Linked DNA regions of Homo sapiens: region 1 is linked to region 2. Evidence: read pairs that join two places in POLR2A ChIA-PET (ENCODE). Cell type or tissue: PC-9. All regions are shown on one strand. Each heading gives the region's core, and the rest is flanking DNA. Links, peaks and the distances in the headings are about the cores only. Region 1 has its middle 5.6 kb from the start of OSTM1. Region 2 overlaps SNX3 (sorting nexin 3).

Region 1 (2,918 bases), core at 237-2,736, 170 kb after region 2:
AATCATATTTCAATAAATATTTATTGAGCATCTATTTCATGCCATTGTTCTAAGCACTGAGAGAGCAGTGGACAACACAGTCTTTGCTCTCAAGGAACTTAAATTCCAGTGCGGGGAGACAGAAATAAACAAGTGTATAGGATTCCGTATGGTGCTAAGTGCTATGGAAAAAAAATAAAGCAGGTTGGGGAAAAGAGAATGCTGATAAAAGCAGCAGATCCCAGATTCTTCTAGGGCATAACAAGAGCTTTGCTTTAACTTTGGGTGATATCTGTAGCCACTGGTGGGGTCAAAACAAAAAAACTGACATAACCCAACTTAGGTTTTGAAAGGATCACTTTGTCTGCTGTAGTTAGAATAAACCATCCATGAGAGAGAAAGAGTATCAATAGGGAGACTGTTTTATTGGCCTTGGTTCCTGGGCCTTTTCTGGTCATCTTCGACTACCTTCTTGGCCTAAATTCTTGCTTCCCCACTATTCCACGTTTTAATGGGAAAAATTGTCAAAGTATAATTTTCAAAAAGTTAAAAATGTGACTCATACAAATATAGAATGAAAATGTGTCGAATGTTTATTAACTCATTAATATTAACTCAATGTCTCTCAAACCAGGTATAGGCACTGAAAAAGTAATGTTAGAATTAGGTTGCTGGACAGCATAGAGGATCATGGTGGACGGGAGGCGGGACTAGATTGCAACTACCACGCAGACAGACAGAGCAGTATGTGGAGACTCGCACTGTAACCTTTTGCTCCAGAACTACTGCAGGAATAAACCAGGAAAGCTGAGAAAACCCACAGACTCTCTGAAGAAAGCGGATGACTCCTGTAGGACACTGGAGACAACCCAAATACTGTGAATGCCCAAGCTGTGGTAGTGGGAAAAGAGAACTGTCCACCCCTGAACACATACCCTCACTGGGGAACCTGAAGGTCTGGATCACAGGAGAATATTCTGACCTTACCTGGAGCTGAGTCAATTTAGAGAGCAGAGCAAAATACAGGGGTAAAGGAAGCAGCAGGAAAAGCCCTGTGGGCTCTCTGGGTCCCCTGGGTACCCATTTCTGCCTTGTCTCACAGGGGTCCTTGAGGAGGGCTGCCAGAGAAAAGACCACAGGGAGAAGGAAACCTCTAGCTGAACTTTGTAACAATTCCAACTGAATGTGAAGTCTCCTGGCCAGAACCCGGTGGAGGTCATGAATCTGGAATGCAGACTTCACAGGCTGAAAGGAACAAAAACCCAGCTGGCTTTCACAGTGGGAGGCTGGTAGCCTGGGGCAAGCTCTCAGCCCTGCTCTCCCACTGCCTGGAAATTCACTTGGTGCTGTTGGGGGGGTGCACAGTGGGAGTGAGACCAGCCTTTTGGGTTGCTTGGGAGGTGGGTAAGGCCTGTGACTGCCAGCTTTCTCCCACTTCCTTGACTAACTGCATGACACAGCAGAGGCAGCCTTAATCCTACTGGGAACATAACTCCATTGACCTGGGAACCACATCCCCATTCCCCACAGAAGCCGCAGCAAGACCCACCCAAGGAGAGCCTGAGCTTAGACAGGCCTAACCCTGACCCAACCTGATGGTCTCCTTCCCTACCCACCCTGGTGGCTGAAGACAAAGGGCATATACTCTCCTGAGTTCTAGGGCTCTGCCCACCAGCTGATCCTCCCTATACTACCACAGCTGATGCTCTCTTCAAAGTGCCACCTCCTGGCAGGAGGCCAATCAGCACAAAAATAGTGCATTAAACAACCAAAACTAAGGACCCTCACAGAGTCCATTTCACCCCCCTGCCACCTCCTCCAGAGCAGGTGCTGATATCCATGGCTGAGACACCTGCAGACTGTTCACATCACAGAACCCGGTGCAGACAATCCCCAGTACCAGCCCAGAGCTTGGTAGACCTGCTGGGTGGCTAGATCCAGAAGAGAAATAACAATCACAACAGCTCAGCTCTCAGGAAGCCACATCCCTAGGAAAAGGGAGAGAGTACTTCATCAAGGGAACACCCCATGGGACAAAAGAATTTGAACAGCAGCCTTGAGCCCTAGACCTTCCCTCTGACACAGCCTACCTAACTGAGAAGGAACCAGAAAAACAATTCTGGTAATATGATAAAACAAGGTTCTTTAACACCCACAAAAAAATCACACTAGCTCACCAGCAATGGATCCAAACCAAGAAGAAATCCCTGATTTACCTGAAAAAGAAATCAGAAGGTCAGTTATTAAGCTAAAATCAAGGAGGCACCAGAGAAAAGCAAAGTCCAATTTAAGGAAATAAAAAATGATACAAGAAATGAGGGGAGAAATCGTCAGTGAAATAGCATAAATACAAAACAATCAAAACTTCAGGAAACAATGGATGCAAAAATTGTAGAAATGCAAAATGTTCTGGAAAGTCTCAGCAATAGAATTGACAAGCAGAAGAAAGAACTTCAGAGCTCAAAGACAAGGTTTTTTAATTAATCCATATGAAAAAGACAAAGAAAGAATAAGAAAATATGCCCCAGTATGCTGATTGTTTTTTACTTTATTTCCAAATTCGAGGTAATTTTTCTTAACAATTTCTCATGAAAACATTTTTTTTGAAAGTCTCACAGAGTCTTGATTAACATTTTGAATTTACATGAGGAATGTGAGGTAGCATCGTAGGTCAATTTCTCATCTTCTTTTCTGGTTTTCCAGACGTTTCCCTTTGATTGCTAGTTTTTGCTGTTACAATATCGTAGACAAGAGATGCAAAGGATCTGAATTTAGGCAATAGCATTACTTTTTTTTTTTTTAAATCAGGTTTACATTCAAGACAAGACCTTTCCTTATTCTTACACTATGGGGCTATTGTATCATGATGAATATAATCTTCTCTCATAATCATTAATCTCATCAGCAATGTACATAACTACCATCTAATTCTCAGACCC
Region 2 (2,918 bases), core at 185-2,684:
TTTTACTCTATAAGGGCAGAACTGAGTAGTTGAAACAGTATGTTTACTATCTTGCCCTTTAAGAAAAGGTTTGCCAATTTTATGTCTAGAGTTTGCTCATGTAACATTGAAATAATGGAAATCAAAAGGCACTTGGAGAATCTATTATCAAAACATGAGGCCGGGCATGGTGGCTCACTCCTGTAATTCCAGCACTTTGGGAGTCTGAGGTGGGTGGATCACTTGAGGTCAGGAGTTCAAGACCAGCCTGACCAACATGGCAAAACCCTGTCTCTACTAGAAATACAAAAATTAGCCAGCTGTGGTGGCGTGCCCCTCTAGTCCCAGCTACTCAGGAACCTGAGGTGGGAGCATCACTTGAACCCTGGGGGCGGAGGTTACAGTGAGCCAAGATCACACCACTGCACTCCAGCCTGTGTGACAGAATGGAACCCTGTCTCAAACCCTAAAAAATATCATGAGGCTATGGAAAAAGCATTCATTTAGGAAGCCAGTAGTAAACGACTGAGGAAATAGTCATTAAATATAACACTGCACATTCATCAAATAATAAGATCTTAATGCATAACCCTATTGTTGGGTGGTGAATGAAATATTAGATACCATTCTTTCCTCCTAGAGGCCCAGTTTTACATAGAAATTGTAACTTTGTGTTGTCATCCCACTGATAATATTAAGGCCAGGCACAAGGTTTTTCAACTTTTGAAGTTTATTTTCTCACTCGAAACCTTTTATGTAAACTCCTTTGAATACCCACATAAAGGAAAGAAAGTTGGTGCTGATAAACTAGTGGGCAGCAGGTTCATGGTGGTTCAGGGTCGGTCAGCAAACCAGTGCCAACACTGAAGATGATGCCAAACAAAATTGACTGCAATCTGTTCTAGCCAGGATCATGGTTTAGATATTTTCTAGCCAGAATTAATTAATTTATTATTTTTTTCTTTTTTTGAGACAGAGTCTCGCTCTGTTGCCAGGCTGGAGTGCAGTGGTGCGATCTCGGCTCACTGCAACCTCCACTTCCCAGGTTCAAGCAATTCTCCTGCTTCAGCCTACCAAGTAGCTGGGATTACAGGCACGTGCCACCATGCCCAGCTAATTTTTGTATAATTAATTAATTTCTCATACAGTATCATCATTTAATGATTTGTGGGGTTTTGTGTGTGTATGTGTTTTAAGAGACAGAATCTCACTACATTGCCCAGGTTGGTCTTGAGCTCGTGAGCTCAAGTGATCCTCTTATCTGCCTCAGTCTTCTGAGTAGCTGGTACTACAGATGTGAGCCATTACACCTGTCTTAATGTTTTGTATTCTTACATGTTAACCCCCTATGTAATATGGCAATGTGCAGTTGTATAAATAATTTTTAATAATATTTAAGTTGGTATTGGTTGAACTATTAACATAGGTAAGTCCTTTCTACAAACTCTGTCTCTCTTGTCTAAAAGCTGGGTGTGGTGATGCATACCTGTAGTCCCAGCTACTCAGGAGGTTGAGGTGGGAGAATCATTTGAGCCAAGGAGGTTAAGGCTGCAGTGAGCTATAATGGTACCACTGCACTCCAGCCTGGGTGACAGAGTGAGACCCCGTCTCAAAAAAAAAAGAAAGGAAGGAATTAAGTTGAAAATTGAGAAACTGTGATACCAGCTCTAAATGGGACAACATAGTGAATTGATAGAATTTTTGTCTTAGTTTAGAAGGCCAGATTATGTTGATATGCTTAAGTTGGGATAAATTGCAGTTTTAGAGCGTTTTTGTTTAGACCTCAGCATGATTCTTATCTATAATTGATATTTGTTCAGTTTTCTTCCCTCAAAACATCCGATCAATTGTTTTTTTCTAACTAAATTTCTTTTTTAGAGTTGTTAACTTTAACTTGAGTAGCTCCTGTGGGTCAGTTGATTTATTGAGTACTTGCAATGCTAAGTTTAATAACACATGTTACTGCATTCAGTAAGTTCACAGCAGCCTGAAACAGGGCTAGATTTCTCTGATAAGTTTTCCCCAGAACTGTCCAATAAATGAACATTTATGAACTGTCTGTTATATTCCAGACATTGCTAGATGCTTGTTTAAAAGATGAATAAGATATGCCTAGCCTTTGGAAGCTTCCAAACTGGTGGTAAGGAGAGTGGGGAGAGGTAAATTCATAAAATATGCATAATCTGTAGTGGGAACCCAGGTCTGCCCTGAGGGGCCAGGAGTGTGTGTGGGCAGAAAGTGAGCCAGTAGTCTAGCTAGGGGGAGCACCTGTCTCTTTTGTGCTTCACTGCCAGCATCTGACATCAATGACATGCCAGAATCACACAGTAATAATACTGGAGTGATTCCTTGTTACTCTCTGACACAAACATTTTTCTCGATTTTTATTTATAATTTTATATATAATGTATAATTTGGTTTTAAAATTGTTATTTTAATTTTTATTTTTTAATAAATAGTGACAGGGTCTTGCTGTGTTGCCCAGGCTGGTTTTGAACTCCTGAGCTCAAGCAATCCTCCTGCCTCTGCCTCCCAAAGTGCTGGGATTACAGGCATGAGCCACCACACCCGGCTATAATTTGTTTTAAGCATCGATGTTCAGGCGGTATGGTAGGCACTTTCACTCTGTGTTTTCTCTGATATAGTTTATTCTACTGCATTTTCTTACAAACTGTAATTACTCTTATTTCCAGTTAAAACAAATGATAGGCTGGGCGTGGTGGCTCATGCCTATAATTTTAGCCCTTTGGGAGGCAGAGGTGGGAAGATCACTTGAGCCCAGGTGTTCAAGACCAGCCTGGGAAACATAGGGAGACTTAAACGTTGTTTTTTTTTGTTTGTTTTTTGTTTTTTAATTATCTGGGCATGGTGGCATGGACTAGTAGTCCCAGCTACTTAGGAGGCTGAGGTAGAAGGATCACTTGAGCCCAAGTGGTTGA

The links. ChIA-PET counts read pairs that join two places held together with the same protein. Peaks named below come from ENCODE experiments on the same cell type or tissue, not always from the same donor. Only the 100,000 strongest peaks of a DNase experiment are listed, where the experiment ranks them.
Region 1: POLR2A ChIA-PET joins it to region 2 with 5 read pairs; 2 of 35 experiments call an interaction of 5 or more read pairs at or near these places.

The regions. Positions count from the first base shown.
Region 1 is chr6:108,078,924-108,081,841 of GRCh38, reverse strand. No RefSeq gene overlaps it. Among named protein-coding and RNA genes, the nearest start is that of OSTM1, 5.6 kb to the right of the region's middle. RefSeq lists an enhancer at 1,346-2,015. In PC-9, for the core only: no CTCF peak of the experiment used is centred there; a DNase peak (open chromatin) is centred at 1,321; H3K27ac peaks cover 2,169 bases.
Region 2 is chr6:108,247,451-108,250,368 of GRCh38, reverse strand. All of the region lies in intron 1 of SNX3 (sorting nexin 3), which reads left to right. Among named protein-coding and RNA genes, the nearest start is that of SNX3, 12 kb to the left of the region's middle. In PC-9, for the core only: no CTCF peak of the experiment used is centred there; no DNase peak of the experiment used is centred there.